2 separate regions of the Homo sapiens genome follow, and region 2 is linked to region 1. A link is an interaction called in ENCODE POLR2A ChIA-PET data of the cell type or tissue named here. Cell type or tissue: PC-3. All regions are shown on one strand. Each heading gives the region's core, and the rest is flanking DNA. Links, peaks and the distances in the headings are about the cores only.

What was found. ChIA-PET counts read pairs that join two places held together with the same protein. Peaks named below come from ENCODE experiments on the same cell type or tissue, not always from the same donor. Only the 100,000 strongest peaks of a DNase experiment are listed, where the experiment ranks them.
Region 2: POLR2A ChIA-PET joins it to region 1 with 11 read pairs; 2 of 35 experiments call an interaction of 5 or more read pairs at or near these places.

Annotation. Positions count from the first base shown.
Region 1 is chr4:73,728,338-73,737,337 of GRCh38, forward strand. No RefSeq gene overlaps it. Among named protein-coding and RNA genes, the nearest start is that of CXCL8, 7.7 kb to the right of the region's middle. In PC-3, for the core only: no CTCF peak of the experiment used is centred there; DNase peaks (open chromatin) are centred at 6,604 and 7,054; H3K4me3 peaks cover 405 bases; H3K27ac peaks cover 3,413 bases.
Region 2 is chr4:73,834,541-73,842,461 of GRCh38, forward strand. CXCL6 (C-X-C motif chemokine ligand 6) reads left to right here and starts at 2,138. Exons shown (of 4, transcript NM_002993.4): 1 at 2,138-2,319; 2 at 2,424-2,556; 3 at 2,663-2,746; 4 at 3,083-4,220. The coding sequence starts at 2,211. The coding sequence ends at 3,101. RefSeq lists a silencer at 2,112-2,406. In PC-3, for the core only: no CTCF peak of the experiment used is centred there; no DNase peak of the experiment used is centred there; H3K4me3 peaks cover 3,067 bases; H3K27ac peaks cover 3,208 bases.

The DNA of each region.
Region 1 (9,000 bases), core at 4,001-9,000:
TACTATACTAAGCATTTTACAAATATTGTTATTAATGCTCACGACAACTCATTTCCATTGTTTTTTTTCATTAAAGTCAGCATTTACACATGAGAGAAACTGGGGCCTCAGACACTAAGTGATTGTAAGTGTCAGAGCCTCAATTTGAACAAAGACTTTTATTCGGTACTAAGAGTTCTGGAGGCAGATGATGATGACGGTTGCGCAATAATGTGAAGACTTAATATTACTGAACTATATATTCAAAAATGAATGAGATTATAAATTTTATGCTGCACGTATTTCACTACAATTAAAAAAGAAAGTCTATACCTTGTATACTACATTGCTACATATTCCAAAGATATTTTGATGTTACTATTATGATAGACCCCACATTAAGGAATTGCCTGCTTTCCCTTAAATGGAAAGAAAACAGGGTCCTAATACCCTCCCTAAAGTGGCTCAAGGAACCTCAGCATAGGTTTCCTTTCTGTCTCCTTTTTTCCCCTCTCCATCTTTTTAAAAATTATTCTCCTTCTGTCCCTTCTCACATCCTTCTTTCACCTTTCCTCACCCTGAACAGATGGATAGACTGCCTTCCTTCCCAACACACACACACACACACACACACACACACACACACACACACACACACACACAGAGTCCACAGCCACAAGTGTCTCTGACCAGCCAGTGTTGCTGAGGCTGCACCTCAGTCTTCGTGGTGTTCACAAACTAAGGGGATTCTGATCAAGTCCTCTTGATCCTAACACTGTAAATGGAAGAAGAAACAGGTTTGTTTTAACCTGGGAGGTGTAATTTCTTTCTTTCTTTCTTTTTTTTTTTTTTGTCTTTTTCTTTTCTTTGAGATGGAGTCTTACTCTGATATCCGGGCTAGAGTGCAGTGGTGCAATCTTGGCTCAATGCAGCCTCTGGCTCCTGGGTTCAAGTGATTCTCTTGCCTCAGCCTCCTGAGTAGCTGGGATTCCAGGTGCCTGCCACCACACTCAGATAATTGTTGTATTTTTAGTAGAGACGGGATTTTGCCAAGTTGGCCAAGCTGGTCTCGAACTCATGACCTTAGGCGATCCACCCATCTCGGCCTCCGAAAGTGCTGGGATTATAGGTGTGAGCTACTGGGCCCTGCTGGGAGGCCTAATTTCAGAGACGTGGAAGTTCCAATGAAGATGAAACTGGGAGGAGGTGGATGCAGAAAATGACAAGCTCCAGTGTTTAAATCCAACAACAGCACACACATACACATACACAGAGGAAATGAGCAAGTGAACTGGTACCATTCCACAGAAATGAGAAAAGCTGAGAAATAGAGGACAACGTGCTTGCCTAAGATTCTGGCTGCATTTACTGAAACTCTCCCAGCCCTGCCTTTCAGCAGTTCTTCTGTGGATGGGAGTGTGACAGTGCTGCCTTCTGACCACAAGGTGGGGCTTATACTGGGATACACTGACTATCAGAAGGATTTCTTGTTTGAGCCTTTTCCTTTTAGAAATCTTTCTATATTGCCAACTAGATATGATTAAGGGCTTACTATACGTTACCTTACCAAGCTCCAAGATTCCAAAAACATCCAAGTTGGAATTTGTGCAGAGCTTAAGACCTGTACTTGGACACTTACTTACCACAGAAAAGAGAAAAATATGTCATTTTTCCTGAATTTCTTTTTCCCTCACTGTGGTATATTTATTAAGGTAGGTGGTGGCTTGTTGTGTTGTAAGTTTCTACTACAGAGCCCTTGTGAAGGTCAAGGTGGGCCTGAGTCATCGCCTTTCTTTTCTTATTCTTCTTTTTAAATAATATCAATATTTTAAAGAGAAAGAAGAGAAATGTCACAACAAAATTATAAAACTTTTACAAATACATTAACTGCCTATATTTAATAAATTAACATGTTTAGATTGCACAAATATATTGCAATGTATTTGTGGTATTAAAAGTATAAGCACTTCGTAGTATACTCAGATTCTATGTTCAGGACAGGATAAGATTTTAAAGTTAAGTATTATGTGTCTTCTGTTTTCAATCTTATCAAAATATCTCTGGCTGGCAGCTTGACCTTATTTGTTAATAACACTGAAGATCAGCTTTAAGGGTTTTTGTGAATGCAAAGCCCTGGACAAATATACTCCTCCCACCCCGCCCATTTGATGAACTGTTTACAAACCACAGATGTCATTGAATAGATTTAATGGAGGTGAGGTCACTGGGCATGTTTCACCCTTTTAAGCACAAAATTCAGACCCGTCAGAAACTTTTCCTGATGCTCTTGCAACCTTATTTACTAAGCTTAAAAGAGTTTTGTTAAACTAGTTTTCAAGACTTGGGCCACTGGGACATGAACACTAAGTGGGCTGCCAGAGCTCTACCCAGGCTGGACTTCATTCTGCAGAGGGAAGAGAGCTCAAGCTTTGGGGCCAGAGACCTGGGTGCTGATTTAAATTCAGGTTTGGGTCCAGCTGCTTGCTTGCTATGTGTGTACAATTTTAACTCCCTGAGCCTGTTTTCTTAAACATAAAAATGGAGATAATAGCGCCAAGCACATAAATTTGTGATGAGAATTAAATGAATTAACTTTTATAAAGAACCCAGTACAGGAGCTGGAAGACAATAAATATTACCCTGCCCCCCACCCCTCTATCTGCCTCCGTGCCTCCTCATTATTTCCACCACCAGCCATAGCCACTGGGTCACACAACTATGGGCCTAATTGCCTAATTGAGGATATCCACTGAGGATGTGGTCAGAAGAGCTCTATCAAGCAAGAGTTGCCCCACATTCAAATAATTCTGCAACTTTAGTTTAGTTGCTCCATCCTTCCAATTGCTCACACCTGAAGTCTTCATCGTCTGTGACTTTTGTCTTTTTCTCATGTCTTATACCTAATCCTTCAGGGTTTTGTGCTGTCTCTACCTTAAATTATCCAGAATTTGACCACTAGTCACCACGCTTGTCTAATGTAAGCAATTATCATCTCTCTCCTGGATTTCCATCATGCCCTCTAACTGGTTATCCTGCTTTGCTTCCCTTCCTCCTGCCATACTCCTTTTTACCCTAGCTGTCAGAGTGTCAGATCATGTCACTGATTTTCCAAAGACACTGCAATGGTTCTCCCCACAGAGTGAAAGCTGGAATCCTTGCGATGACCCGCAAGGCCTATCTAGTGTGGCCACTTGCTGTCTGTCCTCCTTTCCCATTCACCAGCTCTCCCTGCTCCAGCCACACTGGCCTCCTTACTGTTCCTCATACACGCCAGTCATGCTCCCAACTAACTGTTAACTCTCACTGTCCCTTTGCCTGGAATGCTCGCCCACATAGTCAGAGCCAATTCCTACTTTCTTCCATTTGTAGCTCGGCATCAATCTCTCAAGGAGGCTTCCTCTGACTCTCCAATGCTGCAGTCTGCTCACTCCTCACACACCTGACTCCCCTAATTCCCCCATCTGTTTTATGTTTATTTTTTCATAACATTTATTCACCGAAGGCACTTCCTAAGGGTAGGCATTTCTATTTGTGATATTCATTAACCTTTCCCAAGCACCTAGAAAAGTGTTTGGGATATAGAAAGTGTTCTGTAAATATCTGTTAAATGGATGAGTGATGGGAAAGTTAAGCCTCTCTACATATATTTTCAAGCAATATTCACTAAGTTTGATGCTTTTGCTTCAGAGCAAATCAGTTGGGTTTATTTCCTTCTTTCTTACTTTTTTTTCTTAGTATTTTTCCAACTCCAACCACATTACTTGTTTCACAACGACAGGTTAAACGGTTGCAACTTGTCTGAGAGTCATGAGGAAATCAGGCAAGAGGAAACAGTGTCGGCAAGAGAAGAGCGCAGGAAGCACTTCCTTCTTTTCTTGGGGGCAGGGAATAGGCGTCTGATGGTAATGCACACCATCACCATGGCCTCCAATTACAGCTCCTTACTTCATTGAACCCATGCCCTTCTCCTCTTGGTTGAAGAGAACTTTGCAAATGGCAATGTTTAGTTAGCCACATTGAAGGACGAGTACATATTCTCTTACAGTTTTGCTAAATCTGAGAGTTGGGTAAGTGTCCTCTGCTGGTACAAGTGGGCAAGTTTCCCAGAGGAAGTTCTCCATTTCACATACCTTAGCTTACAGGGTAATAAAACAGTCAGAAGAGCTGTATAGGCAAACCCCATCATTTTACAAATGAAAAACCTGAGGCCTCGATAGGAGGGACTCGTCCTTCTACTGGGTTATGATGTCCCTCTCCCCTCACTGAATCAAGATTCTCTTCTCCAGTCTTCTAAGTCTAATCTGGCAGGAGAGGAGGGGAGAAAGAAGATAAATGTGCTCAAAGGAAAGTCTGTAAGTCTTACAGACACATGAGAGAAACCCCCTGAGACAGCACAGAATTCTGGACTCTCTGCTTAGGTTCTAATCCTAACTCTGTTTCCTACTTGCTGGATGACCTTCTGCAAGTTATTAAATACTTAACCTAAGTTTGTTTTCTTATCTTTTAAATGGCGATATTTAATACTAAAATATAGGGTTGTTGTGAATATTACAAAAATAAAACATGAAGTACTCAGTAATAAGATTCTGTAAGTACAATTATTCTTGAGTGAGAACTTTGTATACCCATTGCTAAAGTCCAAGCAAGTCAAACCTAGAAAAGAAATGTGCTATTTTTAACTTTTCTCATTAACCTTGGCTTTCTAGTACCTGCTTCATTTATCTTTGGGTCTCTTGATGATGTGCTTTCATGGTCCTGTTTTTCTGGCTGGTTGTGTTATTTCTTACCTACCTCCCCCACCCACCCTTCCCATTTTGCTTTTATATCCAGCTTTGTAGGAGATGGTGCCAGTTGTGTTTTCCAGGTCCACCTCCCACTCTTGGGGGAAAGGAAGTGCATAAAAAGTTCATCCAGCAAGTTTGGAGCAGACAGCTTTTCCTTTGTTTCAAAACTCCAATAGCATCTGTGAGTGGTGATTTCCTCCTTCCTGGTTTAGGGACCACATGGAGTGATTTAATATAGACAAGTAAGGTGATGCAGTCAAAAAACATTCTAAATGAGTTTTGAGATAAATGCTAGATGAGAGAATAAGCCACCTAAAAATGAAAAGGGCTCAAATCTGGAAATCAGACAATTTGGGGGCACCAGGTTATACTGAAAGAGATAAAGAAGTTTTATGTCCTTATTTTGCCATAAATTTGAGGAATGCTGAGAGATTGGCCAGTATCTCAAAACTCATACACAATCTGAATTATTTTTTAATTTTGTTTTCTTTTTATGTGAAATAATTATGTAGCTTTTCTTGAATATATCTATTTTGGGGAAATGAAGAGAATTATGGAAGAACTAAAATGTAACCCTTCTCTTCAGCCTCCTTTTGCCATTGACACTGCTTTTCAGTAGATTTGTGAAGGAGGCTACCTCAGTTGAAAGTAGTACTCAGTTTTGATCTTTTTCTAGATGGATTTGGGTCTTACTCTTATAGGTCACAAGAATATGAAAGGTCACTCAAATCTTGCCTTTATATACCATGAGTGTTCTCTTCCTCCTCATTCTGCTCCTTATCCATCTCCACTTTCTCTTTTGAAAACTTCAAAAAACGTTTTCTGAATTCTGTCCAGGACATATCCAGAAAGAGCAGGCACCATTCAGAAAATGCCACTTCTCTTTCAATTGATTTGACTTAAAGGTAGTACACATAGGATTAGCTCATTATTGTCAAATGTAATACCTCCAACTTACCCTTTACTGATTTTAGCCCTTAGGGGTTTATAAGGGAGTTCAGTAAACTCCCTGAAACTTCATGCCAGCATTCATCCTTGAGGCTGAGCAGAAGGTATAAAACTTTCATTATATTTTCAAAGACTTAAATGGTTAAAGTAAGAAAGGTTAAGAACCACTGAGATAATACTTAAAATGGAAGCTAAACTGTTTTAGTCTTAGCACAGTCAACGTTAATTAGACAAAACCTATAGAACACCATTTATATTCACTCTCTGGCCTCCAGAAACAGTGTGTGGTCCCTTGGAGTCTCCACAGTTCTGTGAAATGCAGTTGATGGGAAAGAGCAAGCAGCAGAGCCTCTCCCCCAGTGGTGGACTTCAGTTGCCAGGACTTCCCGCATGCTGCTCACCATCCTTTATGCCACTGTATCCTAACCTGTTATTTCTTACCCTTGCCTTCAAGGAGCCTAGAAGATATCGGATGGTTAATTCACCAGTGGAATGAAACTGCTGTTTGGCTGCACAGTTTACTGCTTTATCTATCCACCACTGCTAAATTAGAGCACTAACTAAAACTGTATTTTCCATGCTAAGTTCTTCTCTGTTCATGGAAATAAAATAATTGTCCCCAAGGGAGAACAAAAACAAAGATAAGCATTTTCGTTTTCTTTCGTTGACATTGTTCTTGTTTGGATAGGTTGCAAGAACTGGGAAATTTCTGCTTTCATTCAAGAAATGTTTGTAGAACATTGTTACATGCAGGCACTAATCTGGAAGCTGGAACACAGTCTAAATAAAGCAGTTGTAGTCTCTGATTTTGTGGAATTTCCAGTCAAGTGGGTGAGACAAATATCAATAAATGGTTACACAAATGGGTGGAGAGCTCATCATTTCAATGGAATCCATCAATGTGGAATGTCTATGTGGGTTAAACTTTGTCTTAAATACTTCAGTCACCCCAAGGCCAAAGTGAGGAGAAAGATGCAGTTAAGATGAAGCTCATATTGTGAAACAAAAACTTTAAAAATAAAAGTTTTAGGAGAGTTGTGAGAAACAAAATATAGAAATTATAGCATAGTAACTGCTTTTTTTCCCTAAGTCACTTTCTTCAAGTTGCTAAGAGTTTTATCTCAACTGAGCTTTTAAAAATTTTACATCTATTTATAAAAATAATAGATCAAAATAATAAAGAAACTTTTGAGAAAATAAGAAAAACATCACTACATATCACTACAGAATCATAACCACCTTTGAATCAGCATGAAAACTTTTCTTTTTTTCCCTTAGTCATTTGACTTATTGCTTGGTGTGAGTCTTGTTTACCACAAGACACAATTAAATGCACGCATCAGTTCAGTCATTTCTAACATAGCAACTTCCCTTTTTGCCAAGTGATCTCATTTCCTATTTTTTTGGAAAGAAATACTAGTAACATGTAACGTGATCACTGCCATGTCAAAGATACATTTTTTTTGTAAACATTGGAGTAAATAATGCCTAAGTGTTTTAGAATAAATCTAATAAAGAAATTAGGTCTACACATAATTTTGTTTTACTTTTTTTTTTTTTTCTTGCGACAGGCTCTCTGTCACCCAGGCTGGAGTACAGTGGCATGATAACAGCTCCCTGCAGCCTCGACCTCCCTGGCTCAAGTGATCTTCCCACCTCAGCCTCCTGAGTAGCTGGGACTACAGGCATGCACCACCACGCCCGGCTAATATTTGTATATTTTTGTAGAGACAGAGTTTCATCATGTTGCCCAGGCTAGTCTTGAACTCCTGGGCTCAAGTGCTCCACCTGAATTGGCCTTCCAAATTACAGGCATAGCCACCACAGTGAGCCCTTTTTTTTTTTTAATAAATTTAACAAAGAAAAGAAATAGCTACAAGTAAATATTTACTTTTTTTTTTCATATTGAAGATTGGCTGATCTTAGCCTTTCTAAGTCCTTAATAAATGCCTGTTTACACAACTGGTGTCTTCCCCTAAACCTAAACTTCAAACTTCAAACTCCAAACTCCACCGATTTGGATAGTATTAGAAATGGCATTCATATTAATGGTTATAGTACATTTTTTTACATGTGAATGCAAATGGAATTGTTAGGCATTAAAAAAGAAAGCTTATATAGTGGAAGAAAATAAAGCATCTAGACATAAGCTTTAAGAGATCTATTGTGTTAATACAGCTTTACTTTTTGAGTGGTAAGCTTTTAAAAAGAAATGTGGTGCTCTAACTCCAGGAAAAGATAAGGGTGACTGAAGTGATAGTCTAGAGGAAAAAGATGCAGACATTTACTGAGTACCTCCAATGTGCCAGGTGCCATTCTGGGCATTTTCATTATGTTTCCTCATTTAATTCTCATGGTGATCCTTTGGAACTGTGTTATTCTCATTTTTACAGATGAGGTAACTGAGAGACAGTCAGATTAAAGAACTGCCTATGATTGTTTGGCTAATAATAAGTGGAGGGGTGAGGCTTGAAGGCAGGTTTGTCTTATTCCAACACCCATACATACCCTTAAATTTAAGTTATTCTGACTTGTGTTGCTCAAATCCAATGTGTTCAGCTGTTTGCTTCTCCAATTACCAAGATTTTTCTTTAAAAGGTAGGACACTTTTGGCAACACGAACCAACTTTGCTCAGTATTGTTATAAACTGTTAACTGGAGACATTTGAATTTGGAGATGGAACTGAAATGGTCTTGCGGTACTAGAGAAGATCAAGTTATCACATAAACAAAGTACAGAGCTGAGAACATATTTTAAATCTTTCCACTAACTCTGACTTTTATTGACTAAAATTTTAGTGGGCAGTATGTTTATGTTTATGACTCTTAACATTAACAACATCGTAAGTCAAACTCACTAATATATGTTAAGCATTCTGTTTATGATTCTTTTAACCTAGAGGATTGTTGAGCTGGGACTAATTTCCTCAAATGGGAAAAAAACCCAGGTGAGAGCTGAGACTGCTCCTGAGACTGAGAAAGGCAGCTCTGACGGGATCTCAGATTTTAGCAGCAGGAGTTGAACAATGGGCATAGAATCAGCTTGCCCAAGATCTCCTGATTAATAAACCATGGAACAAGATTTAAACCCAAGTTCATTTCATTTCAAAGCTCATACCACATTTTGCCCACCATATTTTGCTTTGTTATATGACTACAACTTAGTTCAGGCTTACAAAAAAGTCCTAATTCTAAAATTCCTATGGCGTGGGTGGGAGGGGATTTAGATGATTTTGCATAGGCAAGAAACACCCAGTTTCATGGAGTTTGATGGAAGAGTTATGTACTA
Region 2 (7,921 bases), core at 1-5,000, 100 kb after region 1:
AGTATTCCATGGTGTATATGTGCCACATTTTCTTAATCCAGTCTATCATTGTTGGACATTTGGGTTGGTTCCAAGTCTTTGCTATTGTGAATAGTGCTGCAATAAACATTCGTGTGCATGTGTCTTTATAGCAGCATGATTTATAGTCCTTTGGGTATATACCCAGTAATGGGACGGCTGGGTCAAATGGTATTTGTAGTTCTAGATCCCTGAGGAATCGCCACACTGACTTCCACACTGGTTGAACTAGTTTACAGTCCCACCAACAGTGTAAAAGTGTTCCCATTTCTCCACATCCTCTCCAGCACCTGTTGTTTCCTGACTTTTTAATGATTGCCATTCTAACTGGTGTGAGATGGTATCTCATTGTGGTTTTGATTTGCATTTCTCTGATGGCCAGTGATGGTGAGCATTGTTTCATGTGTTTTTTGGCTGCATAAATGTCTTGAGAAGTGTCTGTTCATGTCCTTCATCCACTTTTTGATGGGGTTGTTTGTTTTTTTGTTGTAAATTTGTTTGAGTTCATTGTAGGTTCTGGATATTAGCCCTTTGTCAGATGAGTAGGTCGCGAAAATTTTCTCCCATTTTGTAGGTTGCCTGTTCACTCTGATGGTAGTTTCTTTTGCTGTGCAGAAGCTCTTGAGTTTAATTAGATCCCATTTGTCAATTTTGGCTTTTGTTGCCATTGCTTTTGGTGTTTTATACATGAAGACCTTGCCCATGCCTATGTCCTGAATGGGTAATGCCTAGGTTTTCTTCTAGGGTTTTTATGGTTTCAGGTCTAACGTTTAAGTCTTTAATCCATCTTGAATTAATTTTTGTATAAGGTGTAAGGAAGGGATCCAGTTTCAGCTTTCTACATATGGCTAGCCAGTTTTCCCAGCACCATTTATTAAATAGGGAATCCTTTCCCTATTGCTTGTTTTTCTCAGGTTTGTCAAAGATCAGATAGTTGTAGATATGCGGCATTATTTCTGAGGGCTCTGTTCTGTTCCATTGATCTATATCTCTGTTTTGGTACCAGTACCATGCTGTTTTGGTTACTGTAGCCTTGTAGTATAGTTTGAAGTCAGGTAGCGTGATGCCTCCAGCTTGGTTCTTTTGGCTTAGGATTGACTTGGCCATGCGGGCTCTTTTTTGGTTCCATATGAACTTTCAAGTAGTTTTTTCCAATTCTGTGAAGAAAGTCATTGGTAGCTTGATGGGGATGGTATTGAATCTATAAGTTACCTTGGGCAGTATGGCCATATTCACGATATTGATTTTTCCTACCCATGAGCATGGAATATTCTTCCATTTGTTTGTATCCTCTTTTATTTCATTGAGCAGTGGTTTGTAGTTCTCCTTGAAGAGGTCCTTCATGTCCCTTGTAAGTTGGATTCCTAGGTATTTTATTCTCTTTGAAGCAATTGTGAATGGGAGTTCACTCATGATTTGGCTCTCTGTTTGTTTGTTATTGGTGTATAAGAATGCTTGTGATTTTTGTGCATTGATTTTGTATCCTGAGACTTTGCTGAAGTTGCTTATCAGCTTAAGGAGATTTTGGGCTGAGACCATGTCTCTGTTTGTTTGTTATTGGTGTATAAGAATGCTTGTGATTTTTGTGCATTGATTTTGTATCCTGAGACTTTGCTGAAGTTGCTTATCAGCTTAAGGAGATTTTGGGCTGAGACCATGGGGTTTTCTAGATATACAATTATGTAATTTGCAAATAGGGACAATTTGACTTCCTCTTTTCCTAATTGAATACCCTTTATTTCCTTCTCCTGCCTAATTGTCCTGGCCATTGGAGAGGAGGAGCATCTCCCAGACAGCTGCGTGCCTCAGAGAAGCCAGCCTCGCTAACCCCTCAAGCCCAGGGGATGAGACCCTGCTGAATCGCTGCTCTATTTTGGCTGGAGCCACAGCTCCCTCCACCGCGGGGCGGGGCTAAAATGTCCTCCCCCTTAAGGGAGCAGGCAGCTCCTCCCAGCCACCCACCCCACCAATTCCCATCCTCCCGCCCCCCTCCACCAACCCCTTCTTTCCACACTGCCCCCTGAGTTCAGGGAATTTCCCCAGCATCCCAAAGCTTGAGTTTCCTGCCAGTCGGGAGGGATGAATGCAGATAAAGGGAGTGCAGAAGGCACGAGGAAACCAAAGTGCTCTGTATCCTCCAGTCTCCGCGCCTCCACCCAGCTCAGGAACCCGCGAACCCTCTCTTGACCACTATGAGCCTCCCGTCCAGCCGCGCGGCCCGTGTCCCGGGTCCTTCGGGCTCCTTGTGCGCGCTGCTCGCGCTGCTGCTCCTGCTGACGCCGCCGGGGCCCCTCGCCAGCGGTGAGAGCTCCTGGCACTGGGGTGCATCCCAGCCTCTGCGGGGCCGCTGCGTTCCAGGGAACTCTCCCAGCAACCTGCCCTATAAAAATGTCTTTCTTCCCCAGCTGGTCCTGTCTCTGCTGTGCTGACAGAGCTGCGTTGCACTTGTTTACGCGTTACGCTGAGAGTAAACCCCAAAACGATTGGTAAACTGCAGGTGTTCCCCGCAGGCCCGCAGTGCTCCAAGGTGGAAGTGGTGTAAGTTCTCCTGTGTTGCTGTGTCCACTGTGACTTAGGCAAGTCCTCCAGCCTGGGTCGTCAACCTTTGTGGCTCATGGGTGCATCCTCTTTTTCTTTACTTCAGAGCCTCCCTGAAGAACGGGAAGCAAGTTTGTCTGGACCCGGAAGCCCCTTTTCTAAAGAAAGTCATCCAGAAAATTTTGGACAGGTATTTGTCCCTTTGATCTTTGTGGTGTTTTAATATCTTCTATGGAAAGCATATACTTCACAATGTCCTTATTCTCTCTGTAGGATTTAGACTATGCTTAGAATTATAAGGTTGTTAAGAAGAATAAGGAAACTTTTTTTCTGGAATGTTCTGGGTAAACCTTTATCACCAATCTTACATGCCTGAACAATTACACAGAGCTCATTACTGACATCTATTTTTTGTCTGCTCTTTGCTTTTATTGATTTTTTTCCCCCACCAAACGCTTTTGAAAACCAAATGTAGCATACAAGAGTGTGGGAATTGGTTATACTAATATAACTCTTTTCTCAACAGTGGAAACAAGAAAAACTGAGTAACAAAAAAGACCATGCATCATAAAATTGCCCAGTCTTCAGCGGAGCAGTTTTCTGGAGATCCCTGGACCCAGTAAGAATAAGAAGGAAGGGTTGGTTTTTTTCCATTTTCTACATGGATTCCCTACTTTGAAGAGTGTGGGGGAAAGCCTACGCTTCTCCCTGAAGTTTACAGCTCAGCTAATGAAGTACTAATATAGTATTTCCACTATTTACTGTTATTTTACCTGATAAGTTATTGAACCCTTTGGCAATTGACCATATTGTGAGCAAAGAATCACTGGTTATTAGTCTTTCAATGAATATTGAATTGAAGATAACTATTGTATTTCTATCATACATTCCTTAAAGTCTTACCGAAAAGGCTGTGGATTTCGTATGGAAATAATGTTTTATTAGTGTGCTGTTGAGGGAGGTATCCTGTTGTTCTTACTCACTCTTCTCATAAAATAGGAAATATTTTAGTTCTGTTTCTTGGGGAATATGTTACTCTTTACCCTAGGATGCTATTTAAGTTGTACTGTATTAGAACACTGGGTGTGTCATACCGTTATCTGTGCAGAATATATTTCCTTATTCAGAATTTCTAAAAATTTAAGTTCTGTAAGGGCTAATATATTCTCTTCCTATGGTTTTAGACGTTTGATGTCTTCTTAGTATGGCATAATGTCATGATTTACTCATTAAACTTTGATTTTGTATGCTATTTTTTCACTATAGGATGACTATAATTCTGGTCACTAAATATACACTTTAGATAGATGAAGAAGCCCAAAAACAGATAAATTCCTGATTGCTAATTTACATAGAAATGTATTCTCTTGGTTTTTTAAATAAAAGCAAAATTAACAATGATCTGTGCTCTGAAAGTTTTGAAAATATATTTGAACAATTTGAATATAAATTCATCATTTAGTCCTCAAAATATATATAGCATTGCTAAGATTTTCAGATATCTATTGTGGATCTTTTAAAGGTTTTGACCATTTTGTTATGAGGAATTATACATGTATCACATTCACTATATTAAAATTGCACTTTTATTTTTTCCTGTGTGTCATGTTGGTTTTTGGTACTTGTATTGTCATTTGGAGAAACAATAAAAGATTTCTAAACCACTGATGTTGTTTCTCCTTCTTATACAGTTACTATTTATCTTTAATTCTACATTATTCAAAATATTACCTCTGCTCTTCTCTGGCTGGCAGAGAGGGCCCTCATTCCCCAATACCATTGCATTGGTTCAACTTTTCTCCATGTTCAGCCCCCTTCCAGTTACTCCTTCACAGCACCAATAGCCTCTGGGGTCTTTAGAAAACACAAATAGGATAAGATTTTCCTATCTAAATTCTTAAATGGCTCCCTGTTTCCTAGACATGAAATAAAAGTTGCTAAACATGATGAATGAGGTTCTGTCTCATCTCACTCCTGATCATCAGTACTTCAACTTCCCTTGTGCCTCACATTCACTATAGTCAGGCGTTCAGTTCCCTAACTAGGCATGTTCTTTCCCCAGGCTCATGACTTTGTATTTGCTAGGGTCTCTACCTGGAAAGCATTTACGTTTTCCTGCGTATAAGAGGAGGCTTATTCATCCTTCAGAACTCAGTTCAAGCAATATCTCCTTCGTGAATTTTCCTTGGCACACTCAGCAAAGCTTGTGGTTTGCATCTTGGTGTTCTCATAGCATCTTCTAGACATCTGCACTACAACAAATATATTCCATTGCTTTTATTTGTTTATAGGTTTCTTCATCTAACTGTATTAAGAGCTCTCCTAGAACATCGACCATATTTCATCCAACTCTGCATTCCAAATGTGTGGCATGGAATGACTTAATGAATTAATAAGTTATCCTGACCCTCAGGTAGTCAGATGTTATACTAAAATCAATAATCTGGCTCATGGTAGATTTTGATTAAATTGTAATTTGTTCACCTTCTTTTCTCCTTCTTGTCTACAGGTAATCCAACAGGGCTTTAGCATGTGTAATCCACCCACCCCTCATTTTCACTTAGCTACCTCCCATCTTTCCTTCCTTTGGGGATAGCTTACATATCATTTTCTTGATACAATCTTTATAACTCTTACTCCTCCCAGATTAAGATCCCTTTTATATACTGTCATAGCACTCTGTACTTTTTATTCATAACATTTTCTCATGAAGGTGACTTTAGAGTTTATAGAGCATATAGACATGTGGTCATGTGTTTAGAGTCTATCTATTCTAGCTTCACTGTAAGTTCTATGAGAGCAGGGACAATGTTTATCATCTTTATCTCAGTTCCTGGTACAATGCCTAGCACATAGTGTATATTTAAACAAATGAGTGATCTGGTTAAACAAGTCTCTCTGTTTCTCTAGTATTAAAAGTGTCGTTTCATATAAAATACCTGTTCTTAGGAAAAGCAAGAAAATGAAACGAAGAAGACTAACCGAATTAGTATGTGTATACATACATTCACACTGCAGCTGGATTAATATATTATATATGTTTATATTGGCACGTACTTGTATACTTTAGTATATCTAACCTAGGCTTTCCTGTATGTTTTATCTCTCTCTTTATATATAAAATATAAATTGGATTAATATTTTTTAATTATTATATATTGATATATTTAAATAACAGAGAGAGAAAGAGACACAAAGATATGAAAAAACTTAAAAAGTAGCTTCAGAGATGGGTTTTCTAATCATTTTTTCAACAATAAAAAAGTACAAAATATCTCTAATTTTTTAAAATGCATTAAACTTCTGTGGTCTCTTTTTGCTCTCTCAAATGGTATTTTTTTTGAACTTATGGATGATACAGTAATTCTGGGGAAATACTAGAAAGCAAACCAAATTACAAAAATGAGCTCTAAATTTCAGTGTTTAAAACAATCCCTGCTATGTCACATTAACTCCAAAATACTTATTGAAAAATGCTTGATTATAAAAGATTAAAGAATATTAAATGCCCTTTGTACAGGTGAAATATAAGCTTCATAAGGAAATAAACATTGCTGGTTAGTTTTTTGTTTTTGTTTTTTTTTTTTGAGACCAAGTCTCACTGTCACCCAGGCTGGAGTTCAGTGACACAATCTCGGCTTACTGCAACCTCCGCCTCCCAGGTTCAAGTGATTCTCCTGCCTCAGCCTCCCATGTAGCTGGGACTACAGGCATGCACCACCACGCCTAGCTAATTTTTTGTATTTTTAGTAGAGATGTAGTTTCACCATGTCGGCCAGGCTTGTCTCAATGGTTTTTTGTTTGTTTGTTTTTTTGTTTGTTTGTTTGTTTTTATCATCAAGCTCTGTTTTTTTAAGAAGCAACACTTGTAAGTTTAGTTTGTTCATAGAAATAGAATGAAACATGATTTCTAATATTCTTGCAATTCTAGTTGTCAGGCCCATTCCGCAAATGGTCACTCTATAGAGAAAATAGATTACAGTATATTACTGAAGAGTAACCTATACAAGCAACTCAATGATAGCTACTGTTCACTCTTTCAACCATTCCTAGTTGATCTTTCTACTAGCAAACTCAAGGACTAACATATTTGGGGAAACTTAATCTAATGTAAATATCCTAGGGATAAGTCTTCTAGTTTCTTCATACTAACCCCTAAATACTATTTTCACTCTGTTATCCGTCTGAAACTCTATCTTATGTATAAAGTCACTAGATATTGAACAAATGCTCAGCTAAAATCTACTCTGTTACTGCTCCAATCCAGACAATTTTAAATGTATAATTAATGTCCTTCATTATACCAGAATTTCCTGTTTGCCTCTATGTGTGACGCATTCATATAATCCTTCAATTCCTGAAGGTATGACAAGATCTATGATAAAATATGACTAGTGGCTTTGTTTTTCTATCATGATTTTAATTCTTGCTTAAGGAAAATAATTGCTGTGGATAACTCTCATGTTGTATATAACTTCAAAATACCTTCCTGTATGTTACAAAATGAGAAATTTACCAGATGGAAGGAGCACTTGGGGATTTCTAGTTGCCTCCCTGACTAAATCAAGGAAGAGGAGGAGAAGGTACCATGATTTGGATTTTGGCTGACAGTCCTGGTTCATTCTTAGTCAGAAAAATTAATGTTATATTCCTAAGAAGGATTGTTCATACCTCAAATATGTGGAGTGAGATAAGAACATAGAAAGACCTAGAGTTTGGGTGTATAATTTTGTTTCTACAAATTTCAAAGTTCTGTTTCTGAAACATAGATAAGTTGCAAGGACGCTTCTCTGGAAAATCCACTTTTTTTTTTTTTTTTTTTTTGACGGAGTCTCGCTCTGTTGCCCAGGCTGGTGTGCAGTGGCGCAATCTCAGCTCACTGCAAGCTCCATCTCCTGGGTTCATGCCATTCTCTTGCCTCAGCCTCCTGAGTAGCTGGGACTACAGGTGCCTGCCACCACACCCAGCTAATTTTTTGTATTTTTAACAGAGACGTTTCTCTAACACATAAATTTATGTTTGTTTTTAATCTACCTCTAGGGTTAGATAAAGAGAAAACTAGTTGACTTACTTCCAGCAAGAGAAGCTAATTATACTTCTTTATATTTTGTGGTGCAGTACAGAATTAGAGCAATTGCATTTCAAATCTAGTTTTGTGTATTTCCAGCTATGTGAACTTGACAATTTGTTTCACATCTACCTTCCCCAGCTTCCTCACCTGTAAAATCAGTATAATAGCTATCTCACAGGCACTACCCTGGAACAAAGTAGATTCTTGGTAAATATTATTAATAATTTCTTTCCCAAGACTCCTAGTTCAAACTCCCCCTTACAAATGAGAAAACTGAGAACTTAGTAGTTTAAA